5 separate regions of the Homo sapiens genome follow, and all the other regions are linked to region 1. Evidence: chromatin loops called from intact Hi-C (ENCODE). Cell type or tissue: gastrocnemius medialis. All regions are shown on one strand.

What was found. Hi-C counts contacts between places; a loop is a spot of excess contacts. Peaks named below come from ENCODE experiments on the same cell type or tissue, not always from the same donor. Only the 100,000 strongest peaks of a DNase experiment are listed, where the experiment ranks them.
Region 2: a loop joins it to region 1, with 2.6 times the contacts of the local background. A loop is called at or near these places in 3 of 110 quality-filtered maps.
Region 3: it touches region 1 in a loop (2.8-fold over the local background); 2 of 110 quality-filtered maps call a loop at or near these places.
Region 4: a loop joins it to region 1, with 4 times the contacts of the local background. A loop is called at or near these places in 22 of 110 quality-filtered maps.
Region 5: it touches region 1 in a loop (2.9-fold over the local background); 14 of 110 quality-filtered maps call a loop at or near these places.

What each region holds. Positions count from the first base shown.
Region 1 is chr5:67,244,371-67,249,370 of GRCh38, forward strand. No RefSeq gene overlaps it. Among named protein-coding and RNA genes, the nearest start is that of TILRLS, 21 kb to the right of the region's middle. In gastrocnemius medialis, a CTCF peak has its summit at 1,884 (motif pointing right); no DNase peak of the experiment used is centred here; H3K27ac peaks cover 1,074 bases.
Region 2 is chr5:68,169,472-68,174,471 of GRCh38, forward strand. No RefSeq gene overlaps it. Among named protein-coding and RNA genes, the nearest start is that of LINC02219, 18 kb to the right of the region's middle. In gastrocnemius medialis, no CTCF peak of the experiment used is centred here; DNase peaks (open chromatin) are centred at 1,880 and 3,784; H3K4me3 peaks cover 381 bases; H3K27ac peaks cover 3,682 bases.
Region 3 is chr5:68,043,836-68,048,835 of GRCh38, forward strand. No RefSeq gene overlaps it. Among named protein-coding and RNA genes, the nearest start is that of LINC02219, 140 kb to the right of the region's middle. In gastrocnemius medialis, no CTCF peak of the experiment used is centred here; a DNase peak (open chromatin) is centred at 2,756; H3K27ac peaks cover 826 bases.
Region 4 is chr5:67,390,487-67,395,486 of GRCh38, forward strand. No RefSeq gene overlaps it. Among named protein-coding and RNA genes, the nearest start is that of TILRLS, 120 kb to the left of the region's middle. In gastrocnemius medialis, no CTCF peak of the experiment used is centred here; no DNase peak of the experiment used is centred here.
Region 5 is chr5:67,491,797-67,496,796 of GRCh38, forward strand. It overlaps LOC101928819 (a long non-coding RNA gene), which reads right to left and starts at 777. Exons shown (of 5, transcript XR_948391.3): 1 at 661-777. In gastrocnemius medialis, a CTCF peak has its summit at 2,057 (motif pointing right); DNase peaks (open chromatin) are centred at 2,085, 2,585 and 3,465; H3K27ac peaks cover 2,549 bases.

The sequences.
Region 1 (5,000 bases):
CTACCATCTAGCCTGGTGGTAAGGTGAGCTGTTGCATCACAGTCCCCATGACTTGGCTTCTTTCCAGACCTGGGTATGCTCAGATCTCCAGCAGCCAGGAGAGTGGGCCTGGCTCCCACAGTACTCCAGTTTCCAAAAGGAATCACACATTCCCTTCCTGTGCAGATAAAAGAACAATTGGACCATGAGAGAACTTACTGGAAAGTAATGCAGGATCACCAGGAAGGAACAGGAATTCACTCCTCGGTCACAGTCTTCATAGTCTGATTGGGAGTCAATCAGGTCTAAAAAGGTCAGTGAGAATGTATGTCTGACTTTGGCAGGCTTCCAGCGCCTTACAGTCATGGAATAGTTTGTTGGGTTGTAGTTTTTTCCAGAGCCTATTCAGAGCTTCCTTTGGCTGCTCTATCCATGTCGGCTTCCTCACACCGCCACCCCACCACTATTTTCCCCTCACTTATTGTCTGTCAATGCAAAGCTATTGTTCCCGTTAACTAAAATCACCAATAAACAAATATTTTTTTTCTCTCCATTTCATCTTCCATAAAACTTGACTTTCAGGTCCTTTCCCCTGTACCCTCGTCTCTGGGAGCTGGTCCCAGGTCTCAGGCCCTAGAAAGCAAACATCTTCCATAAAAGGTCAGTGCAGAGAGTTTAGGTGAAACCTTATGCTGATGCAAATGGGCTAGATGATTGCTCTGGTGATTGTGTAGATTAATGTGTGTACATGTGTGTGTGTACGTGTGTGTCTGTGTGTCTGATTCTGACCTTTAAATTAGGCTTCTTCCCTGGGCCCCTGCTGAAGGAATTTCTTTCAGCAGCCTGGGTGCCATTGGTTAGCCTCCAGGTAGACATTATCTCTTCATTGTTGTCAAGTCTTCATTCTGTCCCTCCCATTTTTCACCATGTGAATCCACCTTATGATCTGTTTCAAAGTTGAACAAGATGAGAACTTTCAAAGGCTGGATGAAGAATGGAATTTTCAATGAATTTAATGACCTAATTCTCAAAAAGGTACATACAAAAAAAAAAAATTAAAAAGATATCTGCAGTTACTTGTTCTTTTTTTTTTTTTTTTGCCCTGATTGCATCATCTCTAAAGTTGCCTTTCTTGATGATCAACTGGCGAGATCTGTAAAGGGGCATAAGTTGCTAATGGGTCCTTGGAGTTGAAGTGATTTAGGGAAAAAAAATCCTACATTATTATTATTTTCCCCAAGTAGCACTCTGATGCCTGGGGAGAGGGATGCTGGTAGCTGTGTGAGAAGCGGCAGAAATGAGGAAGGAAGGAAGGAAGGAAGGAAGGAAGGAAGGAAGGAAGGAGGGAGGGAATATTTGATTATTTCTTCATAAACAACCAATTCCTTTAGCACCTGCTATGGTTCCTGCCGCTGTGAGAGGAATATCAATGGCTTCAATATTCCATTGTTTGTGACTGAGAAGCATTTGCCTGCTGTACTGGGCTGCTTAGTTTTTTCAGACTGGCCACAAGGCAGAAAATGTGGCAGATATATAAAAGGAAAATGTTGGCCAACATGCCCTACATCAGGTGAGTTTTCTGTCTAAAGCCCATTTTGGAGTTACTGCCTCTCCCCTTTTTGTTTCTTCACAGCCTTTTGTTGATTTTTAGTTACATTTCTTTCCCCTGATGAGTGGCATACCCTTAAGTGTGCAGGTTCTACTGTTCTGCTCACATTAACACTTCTGTTAGTTTTTTTGTAATAGCCTACTTTGTTTTGATAAAATCATTACTTTCTTCAGCAACACTAATGCAAAGGAATGATTCATGAATACAAATGAAAGAAACAGCTCACAAAACAGGAGAAAAGGTGAGGAAAGAGAAGTTATGTTGGGTACTTGAAGTAGATCATTACCACCAGGTGGCGCTATTAAAACACCTCATTTTAAAATCCTAAACAGGGTTGCAAATAAGGAAAATGCAAAATTAGAGTCCTTCACAGAGAAAATACTTTTTATCAAAGAGAGACAGAGTGTGCGTGTGTGTGTGTATGTGTGTGTGTGTTTAGAACATAATTGTTTTAGGAAGAAGTAAATATTATGGGAAGTGGTGATACTTTTTAGAAAGGTGGCTCACAATTGATATTCTTGTAAGTTAAATACTAAAGCTTTTGAATATAAATATATTTAATTCCAGCTAGACCTTTTCTAGAATCTTCTGAAGCATGACATTGTAGACATCAGAAAGATGGTTTACTTTTACCATTCCACAACCCACTTTCATTCTACATAGAGAGCTTGCACAGTGGGGGCATTTATGTGAAAACAATTAGTACCCCATTAGGGGAAACATGAAGCCTGCAGGTCTGAGATGTTCTTGACTGCTTTGGGAACTTGGCATGTAGAAAGCTGGTAAATTAATACTCCGTGGAAGAGGATTCTTTACTTTAAAACATGTTGTCTATTATGTGACTCCGTGCTGCTGGTACCATTGTTATTTAAAGTAGACATTTTCATGTTTGTGCATTCTGTATGTGCATAGGGTATCCATTTACTGACAGAGAGATGAAAAGCTGATAATTCACATGTTTGTACATCAAAGATAGGGTGTTGATATAATGGTCCAGATAATCTTACACTTGAAGAAAGGCCAGGAGTAGAAAGTGATCTAACACAAAAAAGCATTAACGCCCTGAATTTTACATTGATTCTCCCTTATTTCAGCCCCAGAGCAACTCTCTGAATCAGATGATGCTGATAACTCCATTCTTAAGGCGAGGCTCCAGGAAGTTAAATAAGTTGTCAGTTGTCACAAAGCCACACTATATGACAGAATCAGGAGTTAAGCTCAGAAATTATTCCAGGGAGAAAAAATGCAATAAAATGAAAGGGAAAAGGCCTACGTTGTTTTGCAGTTTGTATTTAGATAAAATACTGTGGATAGCTTTGAAAGAAAGTGGAAAGAGACATACATATATATATTCATTCTACTTTTCTTATGTAATTTTTATCAATTCTATCTCAGCATACTATAACATATTCCATCATCCACAAAGCAGGAAGCCTGGGAAGACTGCTGGGTTTTTCTATACCTGGGGAAGAAAATACAAGTTGCTCATGAAAGTTGTAGCTGTGATAGCTCCCACATAATTCACACTACAGAGGCATTGACCCAGCTGGAAATGCAATGCATTATATAGAAATCAGCTGGTCCCTGCCTGGAAGAATATATGTTAATGGGAATATGTGACTCCAAGGAGAGTGCCTGGTATATACTAGACATTCAACATGTTGGCAGGATCTGAGCCTACAGCAATATAAAACCGACAACTTTATATTGTTTTGAAGTATCTGATGAACTCTTTATTTCTTGTTTCTAATTGAATTGTATTTAGATAGCGGTTTTTAGCCAAATTTTGCAGAGACGCTTCTGTATCCACCTGGGAAGTTATATGGGGGAAAGATTGTGTATAGGGGGCAGTGGTGTGTGTGGTGGGGGAGTGGGCTTCGCCATCCACCCTAGCTTATGTTAGAGCAGGTGGGCTATTTCTAATACATGCGACATTTCTAATACTGTGCTTGCATATTTTGAGTACTTAATTTTGATGTCAAGTCCTATAATACATCAGGGATTTAAGTGATTTATTTGAAACAATTCGTCACTTAAAAGATTATACTTAAAAGATTCAGATCCTTTATGATTTTTTAAAAATGATAAAAGATCCCCTGTGTTCTATGGTTATCAGAATTGAAGGTGATACAATATCTGAAAAGAAAAGAAATCATTATACGTCTCAGAGAGAAGTGTCACAAAGGAAATTTAATTCCTAATTTGATAAAAATGAAAAGAATCTGATTCTTTGATGATAAATCTTGAATCAGCTGGAGGCTGATTAATATATATAGAAGTAAGAGCAACTAAAAAGTGTTTTGACAGAAGCAGAAGACCTGGGGCTTATGTTGAAGTTTCTGATTATGTCCTCTAATGGTTCTGAAACATGGCTAGGAATGCCATTTATTTATTTGTTTCTTTGTTCACTTATTCATTCATATGTATTCTGAGGGGGAGTCTTTTTTTTTTTTTTTTTTCTTTGGAGACAGGGTCTTGCCTGTTGCTGAGGCTGGAGTGTATTGGAGCAATCACAGCTCACTGCAGCCCAACCCCCTGGACTCAAGTGATCCTCCCACCTCAGCCTCCCACATAGATGGGACTACAGGCACACACCATCATGCCTGGCTAATTTTTAAATTTTTTGTAGAGACCGGGTCTTGCTATGTTGCCCAGGCTGATCTTGAACTCCTGGGCTAAGGGAGTCTTAAAAGGTGTGCTGTTCATATTCTAGCCTAGTAATTGTGTTTGCAGTCATTGGTGTCACAGAAGTGCCACCTGCCTGTTGTTTCACTTGCCCTGTTACCACTTGCCTATTTTGCTAATGGTTTGCTACAGTTGACAAATGGTGTGTTTTGGTCTAGCTTCCAGCTCCCAGAGACCACAGGAAACACAGACAGGTACATGCTTGATCCTCCCAAGCTGCAGACATTCCTGGGCGTGTGTTGGGCAGTACACACTGTACTTCCTGTGTCATGCCCACATCCAGCTGTCAGGCCCTTACCCCTGAGGGCTTGGGGGATACATGGGAGAAGTTTGTTGATTTGGGCTCGAGGTCAAGCAGTCTATTTTAGAAACCTTAGGAGACTTAGTTTAAAAAGTATTAAAAGGTCTCATAAAAGAGAATTGTAAGGTTGGCTAGCAGTTGATTTGTTATGAGATGGAAGAGTCATACATTATCTTGGTATTTAATCAGTTAATAAATTGTTTCAATATGGTATATCCTTTTTTTCTTAAAGCAGTTTTCTTCCTAATAGCAAAGGATGCCAAGATTATTGCAATCTTTGGTAATCTCCTGTGAAATATGCCCTTTGCATTTCTTTTTATGAGTTTCCACCCTTGCCAGTATCAAGAAACAACAGAGCAGGGGAAGAAAAACATTTAGGGAAAATCACCAAATGCAGAGTCAGGAATCAAATTGAGATTTTCAGCT
Region 2 (5,000 bases), 930 kb after region 1:
TGCAGTAATAACTTTAAAAAAAATGGCTGCTGGTAGCCAGGTGTAGCAGTAGTTGTAGTATCGTGATAGTTTTTATTAGCTTCAGTTAAATGGTCAGGAAGAAAGGCTGATAGGCAAGGGAATGGATTAACGGATATGTGAGGAGAATCATCCCTTTTCAAGTTCTTCTAACAAAGATCTCACTTTTCTTATGTTTAAGGGAGCATCAACCCCCACAGGTACAGAGGTCTGCAGAACTCTAACATATAACATTCACAGAACTCGGCCACAAACCAGACCCCAAAACATGCTAGAATTCTCTCTCCATTGTTGAATGTTAGCAGCCATTTTGCTTTCATTTAGAGCTTCAATTAAACAGTATCAAATACGTCAGGTATTTTCTTTTATTTCTGCAAATGTATCTTTACAATCAAATGCCTCATTTTTAGCCATTCACCCTTGAAAAACTGAAAGTGATTTCAAATAGTGATGTGTGGCCAGCTTTAACTTGGACAGTCATTAGTGTTAGAGGAGTGGGGATTTGGAAATACTGCCTTAAGAAAAGTTTCCCCCTTAACTTATTTTTTACCCTTCCCACCTCTGTCTCCATGGAAATGAGGTCAGAGGCCACGGAGAGCTCCCAGGGAGCCAGCAGCTGGGAATGAGAATTCTCACTTAGAGATTTCAGCTGAAAGCTATAAACTCCTTTACAAAGACCAGCTGAGTCTTTTGGCCACCATAGTCTCCTTTTTACACTAATAAATAGGTGGCTTTTTTTTTCTTTTGTCTTTCTCTTTTGGCACATACATGGAGGAAGAAGAGGTGCCACTGAGTAATAACCATTTTTGCATTTATACTTGAACTTCTGTGCAATAAATCAAGATGGAGATATTCCTTAAGAATTTATTTTCAACTTAATATGTTTAAATGATAGTGTACATATGGAATTAAGCAATTATCACTTGCTTGATCTCTGTCCTTTCAAGTTTATGATAACACCAGATATTTGAAGACAAATATATGTGGTTATTCATTACATGCTATCAGTTATAAATGATTCTAATAGAATGTCACCATGACATAATTCAAAATCACTTAATTAAAAGAAAGAACCAATCTCAAGATATGAGCAGTTGGTGCCATTAAACAAAATGTTTTATGAATTAACGTATACTTTACTATTAGTACCTGTTTTTGTTGAACTGTTAACACAAGTCCATATTTTTTTGCACTTTATTCAGTTTATTTACTCATAAATCATTTGAAAATATCTGAGAAGGGTGACTACTCAAATATGCCAAACACTTTGTTATTTTTATAAGTTATATATTATTATTTAGTAGCCGAATATTTATTAAAACAATATGAAATGTAAATTTAGTTTAAAAAAAAAAAAAGCCCTAACAAGTTCTTTTTAAATTTGGAGCTATAGGAGTCTGTGTTTCAAACTTTTTTTTCCTTCATGCCACACTTTGTTTTATGGTTCAAGGTTTGTAGACTCAATAAGATTCAGCATTATTTCCAAGAACTTTTACGAAATTTCATCATTACTCTTACATAAAACACTGAGTTATTACTTTTAATCATCAATCACACAACTGCTCTGAATTTTCCAGAACTTAGCTTCAGCAAGCATCAGAACCACAGCACCTCTCTCAGACACTTTCACATTCTTTCTCTCTCTCTTTTTTCAGCGTTGTGGTCAGCAGTCTAATGATGCTGGGCTTTTATTCTTTACTGTTTCCTTTGTCTTTGGGCCCTTTCGCAGGTCGCTGCTGAGCTCTCTCTCTCTCTGTCCTGGGTTGAGCCCTTATTCCATTTTCCCCTGCTCTCAGAAGTGAAACAGAACATCGTGTTCCGAAGCTGCCCAGCACACATGCTTCACGATGCTGCCAAGTTTGCAGCTGACCAATTGGCCTACTTTAGAGGACTCGCATTTACAAAATTTACAAGTCTTTATTTCCACCAGCCCATCACCTCCTCCCCACCCCGCCGAAAAAGAGTATGTCAAACACACTGATAAATCAAGAGTTTTTTGGTGTTGCAACAAAATGGGCAGTCATTTCTTTGCCCTTTGCTGGCTCTCAGCCTTGCTCTTCCCTCCTGAATAGATGGAAAATATGGGTTGGTGTACGGTACAAAGACATTCAAAAGTGATTGCCTCTGTATTAATAACTAATTTCAAAAGAAACATACAAACGAAATGATATGCTCTTCTATTTTTTTCGGAGATCGGTATTTCTAAAGTAATTCCTTTCCAAAAACTGATCCAGGCAAACCTGTCTTCTTCCAAATTAGGAAGACAGAGTTAATGCTTTGCTTTTTCAATGAGATTGGGTCAGGCAAGTCATGGATTTAGATATTTTGAACACTCCTTATTGGCATTTGAATCTTCTAAGCTTCTATAATAGATTCAAGATCAAATAGGAGAGGGTAAGGATTTAATGGAGCAAAGAAAAGTTGTAGGAATTGGTTTCTTGTGATTTTAGTGATTCCTGCCCCACTCTTCAAGAAAAGGAACTCGGTCAAGGGTAGATCCAGGTTATTGCAAAGCTTATAAAATATGGAGCCCTCTTTATGAAAAAGAATATGAAATTAAGCCCAAGAGTAAATATCTACTTAGAATAAGAGAAGAAACCATAACAAATGACAAACTTTAAAAAGCATCCAGAAAAATAGCATCATTACCATTAGTATTAAGAATTATTGTTATTATCATAACTTCACTGTTTGATCCACCTATGTAACATTTCTTTTCCCTACTTTTTTTACTTTATCCTCTTTGATCGTTCCTCAAATAACCAAAACTTTATAATACTATTTTGTGTAAAGAGAATAGAAAGATAATTTTGTTTTTTTTTTTCTGGCATGGCAGATAGAAATATGTTTTTTGTTATTAATGGCTTAGAAAATAATCTTTCAGCTTGAGAATTATTGGTCATGCCACAGCTGAAACAATCTCTTGCTCCAGAGGTGCTTCGTGCTCTAAGAAAATTCCTCAGAGACTCCAGACCTTTGATCTTGCTGGGCAGGGCTCCAGCTGACCCTTTGGCCATTGTCTCAGCAACTGATCCAGCATCCCATTTGGTGTCCTGGGTGGAAAGGGCAGGGCTCGAGATGCTGGTGGTGGGGCCTTTGTCTGGAGAACCCTGAGCAGAGAGTGGTGGAGCATCTCATTCCAAACCTTCTCCTTGGTGCCAGAGTTGGATTTCAGATACCTGGGGAGGCTCCACATGTTGCAGGGCATCACTGGAGGTCAGCAAAAATTGAGAGTACGTTCAACCTACCAGCCTTCCACACAGACCGAGAATGTAGAGATTGACCCTCTGGCTGGCGTGGCTCTCCATGCATCCAGCTATACCTTAAATCCCTGCGAAGGACACACAGAACCTTGGAAGGGCCTGTGAAAGTAAGCGGCTGTGAAACTAAAAGCTCATTAACTTTATGATAATCCTCCCCTCTGTTCAGTGCTCATAATATAGTGGACATTCATGGAACTGAAAATAGAAATGAATTCTCTGGCCAAAGTGACCCCTATTTAGTATTCTCAAAATTTTAAGCTCCACAGGGCAAGGATTTTGTCTGCTTGGGTCACTGCTGTATCTTCATCTTCTTCTGAATATTGTTCCATTTGTTAAGGGGACCAAAATTTGTTAGCAATGCCTTTTATTTTCCTGGGTTAAAATAGGCTGGCCAACTGGAAGCTACTGGATATTGCTCACTATTAATTTCTTCACATACCCTTGAGATACTTGTTCTTACATCATCCGAGCTCCTCCACTCCCGCATTCATTTTGTTGTGGGGGGGTGGGTTTTGAAGCATAGTCTAAGCATCATGTCATCTTCTTTTCATTTTGAGTGCATGCTCTATCGCTGCCCAGATAGTCAAAAGTCAAGCCTTTTTGGCTGGGACTCTTCCAGTTGTATTACAGTGCTGGAACTTTTTTAAAGTAGAAAAGCCCTTTACCCTGTTTTTAAATACCAGTTTAAGATATTAGAAGAATATTTTTGAAAGTATGAACATATTTTGTTGTTTCTTGAGGATTCTGAGATGCTTCTTTTGGCCTATGGGGAGAAAATAATGCAGTCAACTTGGTCAGTGTGAGATTATATTGGGTCTCTTCATTTCTTAAGCTTGCAAGTCGCAATATGGCCATCTAAGCATTCAGACAGTGAGTCAGTAGGTTCTACTTCTCCTCACTATCTATATATTTAGATGGCCACATTGTGACTTACAGACTTAAGAAATGAAGAGACCCTGAGGCCAGGTGTGGTGGCTCGTGCCTCCACAGCACTTTGGGAGGCCAAGGTGGGTGGATCACTTGAGGTCAGCAGTTTGAGACTAGCCTGGCCAACATGGTGAAACCCTATCTCTACAAAAAAAAAAATACAAAATTAGCCAGGCATGGTGGCACACAATTGTAATCCCAGCTACCTGGGAGGCTGAGGCAGGAGTATCGTTTGAACCCGGGAGGCAGAGGTTGCAGTGAGCTGAGATTGCACCATTGCACTCTAGCCTGGGTGATAGAGCAAGACGCTGTCAAAAAAAAAAAAAAAAAAAAAAAAAAGAAGCAGCAGCTGAAAACATAGAAATGAAGAGACCCAAAATAATCCGCACATTGACCAAATCAACTGTATTATTTTCACCCATGGGCCAAAAAAACTCATAGATTACACAGAATATTAGGGATGGAATGACACAATGTCTTCTCCCCTTTACTAGTGAAGAAACTGACCCTCAAAGGGATAAAATTAATTGCTCAAAGTTGTAATCACGAGTAGCATCAATCAGAAGCTCTATTAAGGGAAGCATAATAAAGTTATTCTTCCAAATAAGTGTCTTGGTTCATTCAGGCTGCTATACCAAAATGCCATAGATACGGTGGCTTAAAAACAAGGAGAATTTATTTCTCAAAGTTCTGCAGACTGGGAAGTTCAAGATAAAGGCAGCAGATTTGGTGTCTGCTTAAGGCTGACGTTTCCTTGGTGCATAGAGGGTGCCTTCTCACCGTGTCCTCACA
Region 3 (5,000 bases), 800 kb after region 1:
GGCCCTAATCCAATATGATTGGTATCCTTAAATGAAGAGTTGATTAGGGCACAGATAGGCAGCTCTGTCTCACAGTGCTATTGTGTGGATTAAACTTGTTAATATACATAACAAGTTTGTCCAGCCCGCAGCCTGTGGGCCACATGTGGCCCATGATGGCTCTGAATGTGGCCCAACACAAATTTATAAACTTTCTTAAAACATTATGATATTTTTTGTGATTTTTTTTTTTTTTTTAGCTCCTCAGTTATCATTGGTGTCAGTGTATTTTGTATGTGGCCCAAGACAATTCTTTTTCTTCCAGGGTGGCCCAGGGAAGCCAAAAGATTGGACATCCCTGATATATAAAGTGCTCAGAACATTGCCTAGCACATAGTAACACTGTATGAGTGTTAGCTATGTTATCAACATTTGCGATGATTAACATATTGATGATGGGTCAACAGGTGCAGCTAACCACCATGACACACGTTTACCTATGCAACAAATCTGCATGTCCTGCATATGTATCCTGGAACTTTAAATTTAATTTAATTTAAAAAAATATTGAAATGCTTTGCAATGTACAAAGCAATATGTAAATGTAAGGCGTCGTGCTGGATTGATCAGTGTATGTGTTTGCTAAGGCTGCCCTAACAAAGTACCACAGACTGAGTGGCTTAAACAACAGAAGTGTATTTCCTCATAGTTCCGGAGACTGGAAATCTGAGATCAAGGTGTCAGTATGGCTGATATCTTCTAGGATATCTCTCTCCTTGGCTTGTAGATGACCGTCTTTCAATGTCTCTTCACATGGTCTTTCCTCTGTGCCTGTCTCTGCCCTAACCAACTCTTCATTTAAGGATACCAATCATATTGGATTAGGGCCCACCCTGTGAACCTCATCCAACCTTAATTAGCTCTTTGCAGATCCTGTCTTCAAATATAGTCACATTCTGAGGTACTGGGGGTTAGGACTTCAACATATGAATTTGGGAAGATGAGGAGCACAATTCAGCCCCTAACGATTGGTTATCAGTTTGGTTTAGCAGGAACTGTATTACCTTCATCTAAATGTTCCTGGTGAGAGTTCACCAAAAGGTGTTGAGATTTTAGAGGCAGAAGAACAGCTGCAGCCACTGTTCTTTGGAGGTCATGGTGGTTAGTAGAAGTGGCAGATAGACTCAAAGATGTCAGGCAGATCCAGATTCTCCTGGCTCTTCTTTGCTCCCCAGCCCTTCTTCCAGATTCCTGACCCCATTGACCAGCAGTGGCCCTAAGCCAATCACCAGACATTAGGCTGAGAACTCACAGACGTTTCCTATACCCCTCACCATAGCACTTCAGTGGCTGGATGTGCCTGGCTCTTAGGATTGACCAGCAGCAGCTGCCCTTCACCTCCCACAGCTGCACAAAATCTAGCCAGGAGGTACATCTCTTATCCTATAACACTCAGAGTGACTCTGCTCCCATCATTGGACCTGGATTCTAGCTAGCTAGAATAATATTTAATAATAATGTTATTATTATTTTTTTAGACATGCTATCACTGAACCAGAAAGGAGTCTCTGCTTCACTGATAAGCATATATTTGAAGTTCTAATTATCTCAAGCAGGAGCTCATTCCAAAGTCCTCTGAATTTGTCCTCATGCTGCCATCTCTCCTGGCTCCAATATGTCCCACAAGCGGCTGCCAGATAAAATTTCTTGAATCACATTTATGTCATCTAGCAATGGTCAAGGGAAGTCCCAAGATGACAGCTGAGTAGCAGGCCTAGAGGGCAACACATTCAGACTAGAGCAAAACAACAAAGAAATGGAGGGTTCCCAGACAGTGGTGTCCAGGAAAAACAAAATGGAACAAATGCACCGAAAGTATGGGAAACATTAGAGGGTGGTTTACCATGCCATTGGGTCACCGCGGAAAAAAAAATAGTAATGAGGCATAGAAAATTATGCAATTTTTAAAGTCATTACAGTTGTCTTCCTTATCCATGGGGGATATGTTCTAAGACCCTCAGTAGATGCCTGAAACCACAAATAGTACAGAACCTGATTGCCATCAATCATAATACATTTCTGTTCATGTCTCGCACCCACAAACTTAATTCCTTTTCCATCTTAACTAAGCACTTATGCACTGTGGCCATAACTTTTGATGTTTCATGTGTGACAGCAAAACTAGCATGAGTTTCTTTTTCCTTCTTCACAATTTGATAGATAAAAGATTTGTTCTTACCTTAGATCTTAGCAACCTCAGCATATGATACATTTACTCTCCTTATTAAAACTTTCACATTTTTACTTGAAGGAAGCACTTCCTAGCTTGCTTTTCTTTGGCATATCTGTATTGCCAGCATTACAACTCTTTTTTTTTTTTTTTTTTTTAGATGGAGTCTTGCTTTGTTGCCCAGGCTGGAGTGCAGTGGCACAATTTCAGCTCATTGCACCCTCTGTCTCCTAGGTTTAAGCAATTCTCGTGCCTCAGCCTCCCAAGTAGCTGGAATTACAGGTGCATGCCACCATTCCCAGCTAGTTTTTGTGTTTTTAGTAGAGACGGGGTTTCACCATGGTGGCCAGGCTGGTCTCGAACTCCTGACCTCAGGTGATCCACCTGCCTCGGCCTCCCAAAGCAGCATCACAACTCTTGCACTTATGGCCATAGTCAAGTAAAATCAGATTTACCTGGATGCAAGCACTGGATACCATGACAGTGAATCTGATAGCTGAGCCGGCTACTAAGTGACTAATGGGCAGGGAATGTAGAAAGCATGGAGACGTTGGGCAAAGGAATGATTCACATCCAGCGCAGAACGGAGGGACATGGTTTGAGATTTCATCACACTACTCAGAAGGGCATGCAATTTAAAACACATGAGTTGTTATGCAACCATAAAAGAGAACAAGATCATGTTCTCTGCAGGAACATGGATGAAGCTGGAGGCCATTATCTTAGTAAACGAACACAGGAACAGAAAACCAAATACCACATGTTCTCACTTATAAGTGGGAGCTAAATGATAAGAACACATGGACACATGGGAAGAACAACAGACGCTAGGGCTTACCAGAGGTGGGAGGCTGGGAAGAGGGAGAGAATCGAGAAAAATAATAAATGGGTACTAGGCTATTGGTGACAAAACAGTCTATACAACGAACCCTCCTAACACAAGTTTACCTATATAGCAAACCTGTATATGTACCCCTGAACTTAAAATAAAAGTTAAATTTTTAAAAATGGCCAGAGGACATGAACAGACACTTCTCAAAAGAAGACATACAAGTGGCCAACAAACATATAAAAAATGCTCAACATCACTCATTGTCAGAGAAATGCAAATCAAAACCACAATGAGACACCATCTCACAACAGTAAGAATGACTGTTATTAAAAACTCAAAAACAACAGATGCTGGCAAGGCTGTGGAGAAAAAGGAATGCTCTTACACTGTAAGTGGGAATGCAAACTAATTCAGTGACTGTGGAAAGCAGTTTGGAGATTTCTCAATGAACTTAGAACTACCATTCCACCGGGCAATCCCACCACTGGGTGTATACCTAAAGGAAAATACTTTCTTCTATCAAAAAGACACATTCACCCACATGTTCATTGCAGCACTATTTACAATAGTGAAGACATGGAATCAACCTAGGTGCCCATTAACAGTGGATTGGATGAAGAAAATATGGTACATATACATCATGAAGTACTACACATCCATAAAAAGAATGAAATATGTCCTTTGCAACAACATGGATAGAACTGGAGTCCATTATCCTAAGTGAACTAACACAGGAACAAAAAAACAAATACTGCATTTTCTCACTTATAAGTGGGAGATAAACATTGAATACACATGGGAACAATAGACAGTGGAGACCACTAAGATGGTGGAGGGAGAGAAGGGGATGTCAGCTGAAGAACCACCTGTTGGGTATTATGCTTACTGCCTGGGTAATGGGATCACTGGGACCTCAAGCCTCAGTGTCATATATATGCCCATACAAGAAATCTGCACATGTACCCTTTAATCAATAATAACAGTTGAAATTATTTTTTAAATAAATAAAATGGTTGAGTTGTTTATTTCTGTAACTTTTCATTTAATACTTTCAGACCACATTGGACTGTGGATAACAGAAAGCAAAATCCCAGAGAGCAATGCCAAGACCAGCTAGGTCGGGAAGACCCTAACCCAGTGGCGCTAGAGGAATTAAAGACACACATAGAAATATGGAGGTGTGAAGTGGGAAATCGGGGGTCTCACAGCCTTCACAGCTGAGTGCCCCAAACAGAGATTTACCCAAGTATTTATTAACAGCAAACCAGTCATTAGCATTGTTTCTATAGATATTAAATTAACTAAAAGTATCCCTTTTAGTAAACGAAGGAATGGGCCAAATTAAAGGAATAGGTTGGGCTAGTTAACTGCAGCAGGAACGCACCCTTAAGGCATAAATCGCTCATGCTATTGTCTGTGGCTTAAGAATGCCTTTAAGCAGTTTTCCTCCCTGGGCAGGCCAGGTGTTCCTTGCCCTCATTCCCGTAAACTCACAACCTTCCAGCTTGGGCATTAGGGCCATTATGGACATATTACAGTGCTGCAGAGATTTTATTTATGGCCAGTCTTGGGGCCAGTTTATGGCCAGATTTTGGGGGGCTTGCTCCCAACAGAGCAAAATTGTGGATAATAGGGAACTACTGCATTAATTCCAGGACATACAGAAAATCGTACAGGAAAAAATATCATCAAATTACACTACTACACTCAAAGGTGAAGACTACTTGGCATAAGAGCATACAATGTCATGACTACTTACAGAATATTAAGTTGTGAAAAAGCACTGGAGAAAATGGGGAAGAGGCTGACCTAGCAGGGCAGAGGTCACAGAAGTGTGTTTCAGGCTGTAACAGGCAGCCTATGTGGACCACACCTTAAAGAAGGCAGACTGCAAATGGGTAGCTGAGAAGTGCAGCAGTAACTCGCAGGGCGTGTGGGACAAGGAAGATTTTGGGGAGA
Region 4 (5,000 bases), 150 kb after region 1:
AAGTGAAAATATTAATTTATTTGAACTTGTATCACTGTTTTCAGATAAAAACTGTTAGTGACTGGTATGGTTTTTTCAGCATATCCTGACATACAAAAAGCCAGACACACAAATGTCATCTGTAAACAGAGACAATTTAACTTCTTCACTATCAAGTATGATGTTAACTATGAGCTTGTTGTATACGGCTTTGACAATCTTTTATTTGTCCATAGGCCTAGAGAGACACCTAGAAAGTTGTCTATTGAACATCAATGTTGATTTGAGAAACTGTGGTGATTTTCTAAATTCCCTGTTATAACTTGATTTATTCGTGAGCAGGCATCACTTTTACAAAAACAATGCATTCTTTATTTTTCAATTTGTTTATTGCTTTAAGTATGGTGATTGCAAAGAATTTGTGCTTAGACAAAATATCACCTAGAGAGTAATTTTGTTTTGTGTGTTTTAATCAGACATATTGGTGAATAAGGAATCAACCCTTAGCTACTTTTAAAGTATAAGTAATTTGGATATTGGAAATGAACTCTCTGCTTTGAATCCAACTGAAGAGCAAGGTTTACCAAATCTCTGCTCTCTCCATTAGTGGGAAGAATGACGAGGCAGCCCAGGGCATGTTCATGGAAAGCAAATGATATGATTTCCCCATTTAGCCACAGTTGACTAATTATGTTAATTGTAAGACTGCAGGAGAGCTGCAGGGAGTAAGCAACTCCCCTTCAGCATGAAGACTTAAATTTTACTCTAAGAACTAGTTTTAAGTTGCTAATCAGAGGCAAAGAATGAAATATTATAGTTATTTCTTTACCTATAATAGATATATTGCCAAGAGAAGAGAGAAAATTGGTTGGGTAGTCATGAGACTCGATCCTAAGATTAAGTGAGAAGCCTTTCAACAAAAGACTGTAGAAACAGCACTTAAAACCAGAGTAAACTCAAATATTTGTAGTTGGTATACTTTCAGTGGGTGTGTCAATACTTTGAAAACTATTGTCCTCACTAATTGATAAATTGTACAATGTTTCTCATCATGCTCTGTTTTTTCTCTTGATGCTATCTTTTCCTTTCTCCAATTCAACTGATGTGGACTTTTTCTTGGCAAATGAGTCACAATAAAATTACTAATTTATTTGAACTGATTTCACTGTTCTTAAGATGAAAACGGCTAGTGTGTTGGTGTGATTTTCCAGCATATGCTGATATACACACAAAAAACCGTAATATTTTTGATGCTAGTGATTGTGAAGGAGAGTGGCATTTTGGGTTAGAACTTATGTCCTCCTGTTGTGTGGTTTTTTATTGTGGAGGCTCTCCTTGTTAGGATGACCACTGAATGCTTTTACTTTTCAAAGGCACTCTTTATGGTTTTAAATCACGAACTTATAAATAAGCAATTGCAACCTTTTACTAATATGGTTTTCTGCTGCTTTGCGTTGTAAAGGTAAACAATACTAGCTACATTATTTGTTAAAGTCTTTCACAGGCTATGCTAGAGACCTAACTAATACCTCTAACATTATCTTAGGAGGAAAATGGGCTTGAATTTCAAGTTCAAGTTTACAAATGACAGTTTGGAACACAAATCTCTTTAAAACTGTGGATCATTTAAAAAAAAAAAAAGGTAGAGCTCTGTATTCAGTTTATACTGAACAGGTATTATGGGCACGGTATATCAGGAGGAAACAAAATATCTACCCCGGGGGAGAATACAACCTGTTAAGGAACTTGTAATTTAATGAAAACATTAATAAGATATAACAATGTTATCTTATAATGTTTCGAGTGCTAAATGGGTTGTATCGAATATACATGTTATTAAAGGTCAGACTCATGAAATTATTCAACTGAGAGAATATACTGCAGTCTCTCCAGACTTGCCTTTCTTAAATTACTTGCCGTGTACTCTCTTGTATCAGGAAGGAACTGTACATGGAAAATGTTTAAAAATTATTTCCCTTACTGAAATTATGAAGAGTCTTCCCATGGGAGTAAAAACATGAACTATAGATCTCACTTGCTTATGCTATTATAATTATATATTTTTACATATTGCATGTAATGAGTATTTATTGATTTGTGGTGGGTGGAAAGGATACCTATGAACCCTTTTCTAACAACAGTTTGCAGAAGTCATTTGGAGCTGCATTATAACTTGTATTCAATATAAGTTTCACACAGTTATGAAGTACAAGAGGTCAGAGAATTACTCTGGTAAATTTTCTCCAGGAGAATGACACCTTGGTTCTTCTCTTTTTTCTTCCTCTGCTCTTCCAGGGAGTATATGACTTATGTTTTTACAGTAGGTCCATGTGACAATAAGGCATTTGTTATTTTGGATACTGGTAGGGCTGATTGTAGAAAACCTCAAAATAGGTATCATGTATTCCCTCAATAGTTTCTTTTTAGAGTCCTCTTCATGCCTTTCAGTATCTTTCTTGTTAGCATTTTCCATTGTAAATATACAGGGGAAAGACATAGGCATCCAGGGCAAGCTCAGCTCTTCCATCTTTCCTAGAACTCAACCCTTTGGTAGTAATCAACATTCATTCTCCTTGCTTTCCTCTGTTTCAAGAGAGTCCTAATTTGGTTTAGGCATTTATCCTTGGCACATTGGCCATTTGGTTCAGGAGAGGGTGACCTACCCTCAGTCCCTGAGAGTAGATTCTGATTGGTCTAACCAGTCATGGCAATTTCAGTTGCCTTGCCAATGACTGGTTCAGGTACTGCCTTGTGATATGTTTTGGGCCAAAGCTATGTGAATAAAAGTGTTCTATGGGCTTTTAGGAAAAGCTTCCTTGTTCTTACAAGAAGACACAAGAAAAATATGGCTTATATTCTGTCTAGAAATATTGTCATGCTTGCATGTGACACCTATGACCTGGAGTGGGTACAAAGGCTGGGCACAGAGCCAATACATGAATGAGAGGAAAGCCTAGAGAGTCACAGGAAGATAGAGGTATAGCAGGGGTTAGCAACTATTTTTCTGTAAAGGTCCAGATAATAAATATTTTGGGCTTTGTGGGCTATGTGATCTGTGTCACAACTACTCATCTCTCTTGTTGCAGCACAGAACAATACATAAATTAATGTCCTTGGCTGTGTATTACATAAACAATAAATTAATGAATGGTCTTGGCTGTGTTCCAATAAAATATTATTTACAAAGAAAAGTAGTAGGCCAGATTTGGCCTGCGGGTTGTAGTTTGCAGAGCTGCAAACCAGAACCCAGTTTGGTATGTGTCTAGAACTCCTCTGAATGTACACTTCTTGATATGTGAAAATTTAAATTGTCTAACTGATTAAGGCAGTTGCATCTGTGTTTTTTGCTACTTGAAGCCAAAGCATCCTTAGAATTATTATCTTGGGTAAGGGAATAAGACTTGTCTTCTCTGCTGTGGAGTAATTCCTGTATTGCAAAAGAAGCTTTCTGAAAACAATGTCATTGTCTTTGTTGTTTAACTGACTTTTGCTTCTGATGCCTGGAATCTAAGGCTTGATCAGAGGTGAGCAGAACCCTAAATTGGTAGAAGACTAACTAGTTATTCTAGGACGAATTAGCCCTTATGGAGAATCCTAAGTGTGATATGGCTTGGCTCTGTGACCCCACACAAATCTCACCTTGAATTGTCATGATCCCCATGTGTCAAAGGTGGGACCAGGTGGAGATAATTGAATCATGGGGATGGTTTCTCCCATGCTGTTCTCGTGAGAGTGAGTGAGTTCTCACAAGATCTGATGGTTTTATAAGGGGTTTCCCTCTTTGCTTGGCGCTCATTCTCTATCCGCCTGCCCTGTGAAGAGGTGCCTTCTACCACAATTGTAAGTTTCCTCAGGCCTCCCCAGCCATGTGGAACTGTAAGTCAATTAAACCTCTCTTTTAATCAGTTACCCAGTCTCAGGTATTTCTTCATAACAGCATGAGAATGGGTTAATACAAACTGTCATTGTGTTAGAAGCTGCTCACCTTGCTCATACAGCCAGGCACAGTGTGTTTTACTGGTTGTGTACTCTGATTGGTGTTTTGATGACTACTGAGCACTCTAGACATGGATACTCCCATTATCTTCCCTCATTGAAAATCTGAACATGACAGCTTCGCCACTCCCCATTGGTGTGTCTCTTGTGAACTTGATAGGGCATTTGAAAAGTTAATGTAAATACTATTTAGAAACGGTGAAAAATGTTTCTGTGAAAGAGGAGAGTATTGATTCCTTGGGAAAGACATAATTAAGATCCTCTGTGATTAAGTCTTTCCTGGCTTGGTCACTTCTTGCTTCTAGCTTTGGTGTAAATCTTCATAATGTAACTATGAAGTTTGTAATTGAATTCTTCTGACCACTTTGGAGTATACCAGGAAGGTTTTAATTACTTTTTATGGATTATGGTCTATATTTCCTCAGGGGCTGCCTCTTTTGAGTAATTCCAGGCTTTTGAATTACATGCTGTTATCCTTAAAATAGCAGTTATTCTAGGCTATTGTTATTTAATTGACTCTTCCTCTCTCTCCCCTTTTCATATTGTATTCTTAACTGAGTGTAGAATCTATTTGAGAACCATTGTGTAGGAGGTCCGAGTACTATTAATTATTTTGAAATAGAGGAAAGCAAAAGTAAGGAAAGGAGGTATATAAGAAAGAAAACTTAATGGTAAAGACAATGAAAGAAATCTGTTAGAACTTTCAAAACTCAAAAATGCCTAAGAAATCTAATAAAGTGAGACCCTGACCAACCAATCTTCAATCTTCCTTCTTGAGGTTACAACACACACACCCCTCTGCACTCAGGGTGGGAGCCACACTCCTTCCCTCTTATTCTACTCCTCAGATCAGCTCCATTTGTCCTCCAGGTATTCAGTTAAATTGCCTTTCTCAGATACAGTGTATCTCAGATGATTAAAAATGGTGAAAAATGTTAGTGTCTGCTTGTATTATACCTACTAAGTAACATATCCTTCTATGAGAATGAAGATTTTACCATGCCATATCTTCTCTTCTTGCAAAA
Region 5 (5,000 bases), 250 kb after region 1:
AATAATGTTATTTATTTTATTTTTTTAAATGTATAAAGTAAATTGCATAGGATTATTCTGACATGCAGTTACCAAGATATTTATAAAAATCTGTGGTATAGTAATAAATTTGCTTCATTATAAATACACTAAAAAATCTACCAGTGGGTTTTAATAAAAACTGTTGAATTTTAACACAGTGATAAGCATAAATAATTCATCTGTATGTACTGCTGTAACGACATAAAAATAGTTATATTTTATACTTTTGACGAAGTCACAGGTACCACTACAACTGTGGGTTCTTTCTTTCATTCTCTCTCTCCTTCTTTTTGCCTTTATTCACAGTTGAAGGAATACTAAATTTTTGCTACATGTAAATAAAAATAGTATGTAATTATTTTTCCATCCATGTGGTCTCCAGGTTAGAAACCCTGGGAAGATTTCATGACTGAGGGATCATGAAAGTTTAAACCTAGATTTTCAGCAAAAGCAATTAATAGACTAGATAGAAGCAAAGAGAGTTAAGTGACTGTTTTCTTTATGGCATAAGAATTTCCCATAATAAGAAATACATAAGAAATCTGAAGCTCAATATTAAAGATGAGTATTAAATATTAATCATATCAGTAGTAGTAATAGATACATTTTAGGCCTCTAATGCCTTTTATCACTTTTTACCTTGTTTCCTTCTCCTACTTTACAACAGGAGGCAGGCCTTTCCCTTCCAAAGTTGTGCTCTTCATAATGGTAGTTAAAATCTCTTGAGATTTCCATACTTGGAAAGTGTTTTGGGATATTGTGGGTATCCTAGATATGAAAATATAAATGACATATATTCTAGTAAATGTTGGCTATATGGTCATATATTAAAAAAAAAAAATTATTTCCCTTCCTGATCCTAGAGGATCGATTCTATATGTGATGGATTTCGTATAGACTGATAAAGAATTGGATGCAGCAAGCCCCACATGGTGAGGTCCTCTCCGCCCGGTAAGCATACACAGTCAAGTGTCAGCAGTATGGGTCTGCAGCCCTTGGGTTTGTATCTCATCTGGCCCTTTTTAAGAAAACTGGGGGGAGCAGAAGCCCCAGACCAAAATGCAAAGCCCAGGTCAGATCTGCTTTGACATCATCTTCCCTTTCCTTCTCTAGTAATGTGGTGATGGCAACACCCTCTTATTGTGAAATTGGCCTTTACCATCCATTGTGCAGATGAAAAATTTAATTAGTGGGAATGGTGGGGAATATGAAGTACATTGAAAACATCTGACTATTAAGAGAAAGTTGTCCAAAGCAGGGATAATATCCCTTTAAGGGTGAAAAAGAAAACTTTCCCAAGAAGGAAATTTAGAAGAGGATATATAATTCAGTGACCAAACAAGCCTTGTCAAGTTTTTAAAAAGTACAGTTTAGAAAATTAATGGTTAGGATTTCAGTGGGGCATGTTCATCAGCAAAATGCTATAATGTTAGAAACAGTATCTACTGTTGGAACCAGGCAGGGGCCTATTATTACTGGTTTAGAATGGCGTATTTTCTTAGCTATATTAATTCTGTTAAAAATAATTCATCTTCCACTTTTGTTTTTCTTTCTCCCATTGAAACTGCAAAGACGTTAAATAGAAAAGCAGTAGATTAAATTAATTTCTTATCTGGGGAGAAGTTATTAAATGTTACACGGTTATAGTCATAATAAATAGCATATGTAATATAGGAAACTTCATATGATTACTGGTATACCTCATGGCATTCTAAGATAAGGTTCTCCCTTGAAATGAAAAATACGTACTCTTAATAAACCATTTGGGAATTGCTGCTGGAAGTATTTGTTGGATTGACTGGAGTAGCACTTCTGTAGTTGACACATATACAGCGTAGCCTTGCCAAGAAAGCCACGTTTTACCATACCACAGAAGTTTTCTTGAGCTTGCTCACTCTTTGCCAACCCAGTTAATCCCCAAAGAGAACCATTTGTTGAGGACAGCAGCTCCCTAACCTCACAGATCCTAGGCTTACCATAGGCACACAGGATTCTGTAGTCAGCACAGCAAAAGAGTCCTTGCAGGCAGCACCAGCTGGTGGCACTGTCATATTGCCATGAACAGTCTTCTCTGATTGGTGATCCCAGAAAGGCAGGAGGAGGAAGAGCCATCACTGGGACACAGGTTTTCTACCACAGCAGGGCAGCAGCTATGTCCATCTATACCAACCACTCGTGGCCAAGGCAGTGCCTGGACATATGTGTTCCTACACTTTCCTTTGATCTTCCGGGGGATTTTTACTTAATTGTCTCATTTCCTACAACAAATCTTAAACTTTCCCTATAGTAGAAAAAGGGGAAACAGTTTTCACCAGTTCTGGCACAAGCTTTGCCTCTGGTGGCATCAGTTCTCTCCAGCTGCTTTGCTGGTCCCACTGTCAGAGGTGGCATGCCAGCTCTGCATTATTTACACCTGGGTCAGGCAGCTTGCCCTCGAACCTGACTAGCTGACGGGGCAACCTGGGAGTGGAACTCGACGCCATGATCTGCAGCTCCTGCGTGTGATTTGAGATGCCAAGCATGTGTGCACAGTGTCTGTAATGAATCATCTTTTTGTATTGTGCTGGTTGGGCCTTGTCTTGCCAAGCACCACTTACAGCCTTTGTTGGCGGGGCCTGTTACCTTCGCTTACACCACATGATGTGCTTAAGGATCACTTATCCAAGCAACATGGCCTCTCTTCACTGAGGCAACCGAACCTCTTACATTTCAATATCTCTCCGACTGGTGAAAAATAAGCCCTTCAGCAGGGCCAGTGTCTTTAGAGCTCAGAGCCACACTGCTCTGCAGCTCTGCAGGCTTTGCTGAGTCCTTTGAGGGGATCAATAGGAGCCGGGTGGCATGGTTCCTGGCCCTGGCACGGACCCTTCCCGTAATGTGATAATCCCAGCAGGCCGGCCCTGAGGAGGAGGCGGCCAGCATGCTGTCCTTAGAAATCAACTTCTGACCTCCTGGCTTTCTTCCCCTTTCCCCAAAACTATTTTGTTTAAAATGCTAGCTTCTCTGTCATAAATTATTCTTTAGTTAAGGGGTTTGGCTCCTGTGTGAGTTACTGTGGTTTGAGAAGAAAAAGGAAAAAGAAAAAGGAACATCTTAGTGTAGCCAAGACCCAAACCCTAACCAAGAAAAAGTGGAAACAGGCTGGGAAAGGTAAAGTAGCAGGCAGGGAGTGGGTTTTTATTCACACGCTGTTTTAAACGGTGCAGCTCATTACTTGTTGATAATGTGCATTTTAGAAGTGTCTTTTCTGTACCCGAACTTCTCCAGGGAGTGGGCTAAGAAGAATATGCGTTTTGATGGTAGCAGTGGATTCTTTGGGTTATCACCCTGCTTAGAGCTGCTTCTCTAACATGCCCCTGAAAGTCCAGAAACAGGCCAGGGACCAGAACTTCTCAGACAGAAGTTTTCCTGAGGTCCACAGAGATCATGGCCATGAGTAGAACAAGAGCAAGTGGCATGGATCCAACAGTGTGACCAGGAGAGCATGTCAGTGGCATCTCCACTTGATTTTGCAGAGAAAGCTTTTGTTTGTGATTTAGCTGGCATTTTCCGTGCCATTACTGGTTGTTCAGCAGGAAAACAAAAATTAACCCAATGTCCAATCCAATTTAATGTTTTACTCTTAATTCCAATCATTTAAAAACTCCCTTCACATAGTATAAAGTCTCTTTTGAATAAAAATGCTCAGTCTTTCCAAAGCCTCCTCCTCCCTCATTGCTCTCTTTTCAGTGGCCTCTGGTTGTGTGAGGCCTTGGGAGGAAATAGGCTCCTAGCTTCTGGCTTACCCTTATGCATAGTGACTGGTAGTAGCAGCAGGTCTCCTAGGCACTGTGCCTTGACCCCCGGGTGGTCCTGGCCTCACTGGCTCCATATTCTGCAGCAAAGAAGTATGTGGCCTCTTCTTTTGGCTTTGAATGTTTCGCGGAGCCTCCACCACCTTCTTGTTGCTTTGGCCTCCCATCATGCTCCCTAGCTGTGGAGCTTCACCCTCTGGCCTCAGTACCCCCTGCCTTTGCAAGAGCACCTTGCCTGTCCCTAGTAGGGTCCCCAGCAGGCCCATTCTCTCCCAACTCAGCATGCAGGCTACTGGGGGTTGAGACCAGCTGAAGAGCCAAGCTCAGGGCCTCTCTTGACCCCACTGGGATGCCTTATCTGGCTTAGGGGTACCTGGCAGCCTGAGAGGTAGCACCTTCTCAGAGACCATGGTGGGCAGCCAGGCAAAAGCCACCTGACTTCTTTGTTCTGTCTCATGTCTCCCACCATTGGGAACAAAACCCAGGGAGGGGCAGCCAGAAGACACATGTCTGATTGCTGTTCCTTCCTGCCTAGGTGTCGCCTTATTTTTTCCCAGGGAAGAGATCAAGGAGTGAAATATCCCTGCATTTCTGTCTTCCTGTTTGTTCTAATTAAGCCTTCAACAAGGGTACTTGGCATATCACTTCTATCACAGAAGACATCAATTAGCTGGGCTTCCTAGGATGGCTCTCCACCTGCCAAAGGAATAGAACAAAGGAATTAAGCAAAGCCTCTCCTTCCACAAAGCCTGGTATTAAAACCCCAAATCTCCCTAAGAAGTGAAATGCCAGCCTTACCATGGGGTGATATTTCTAATAGCTTGACCTTTAGGATGAGAAATTGCAATAAAATATCCATTAAAGGAGAAAGTAAAAATGATATTTGCCAAAGGCTGAGGCAAGAGAATCGCTTGAACCCGGGAGGCAGAGGTTGCAGTGAGCCAAGATTGCACCACTGCACTCCAGCCTGGGTGACAGAGTGAGAATCTGTCTAAAAATAAATAAATAGATAGAAAGATAGATAGATAGATAGATAGATATAGATAGATAGATAGGATTTTCAATATTTAAACCTCATGAGGCCAGAACTGCCTCACTGCACAACTCCGGGAGGAAAGGATGGGCGCCCCCTGGAATTGTGGCATGTGTCACTATTATCTGTTCTTTTAAATGCATGTGTCCATC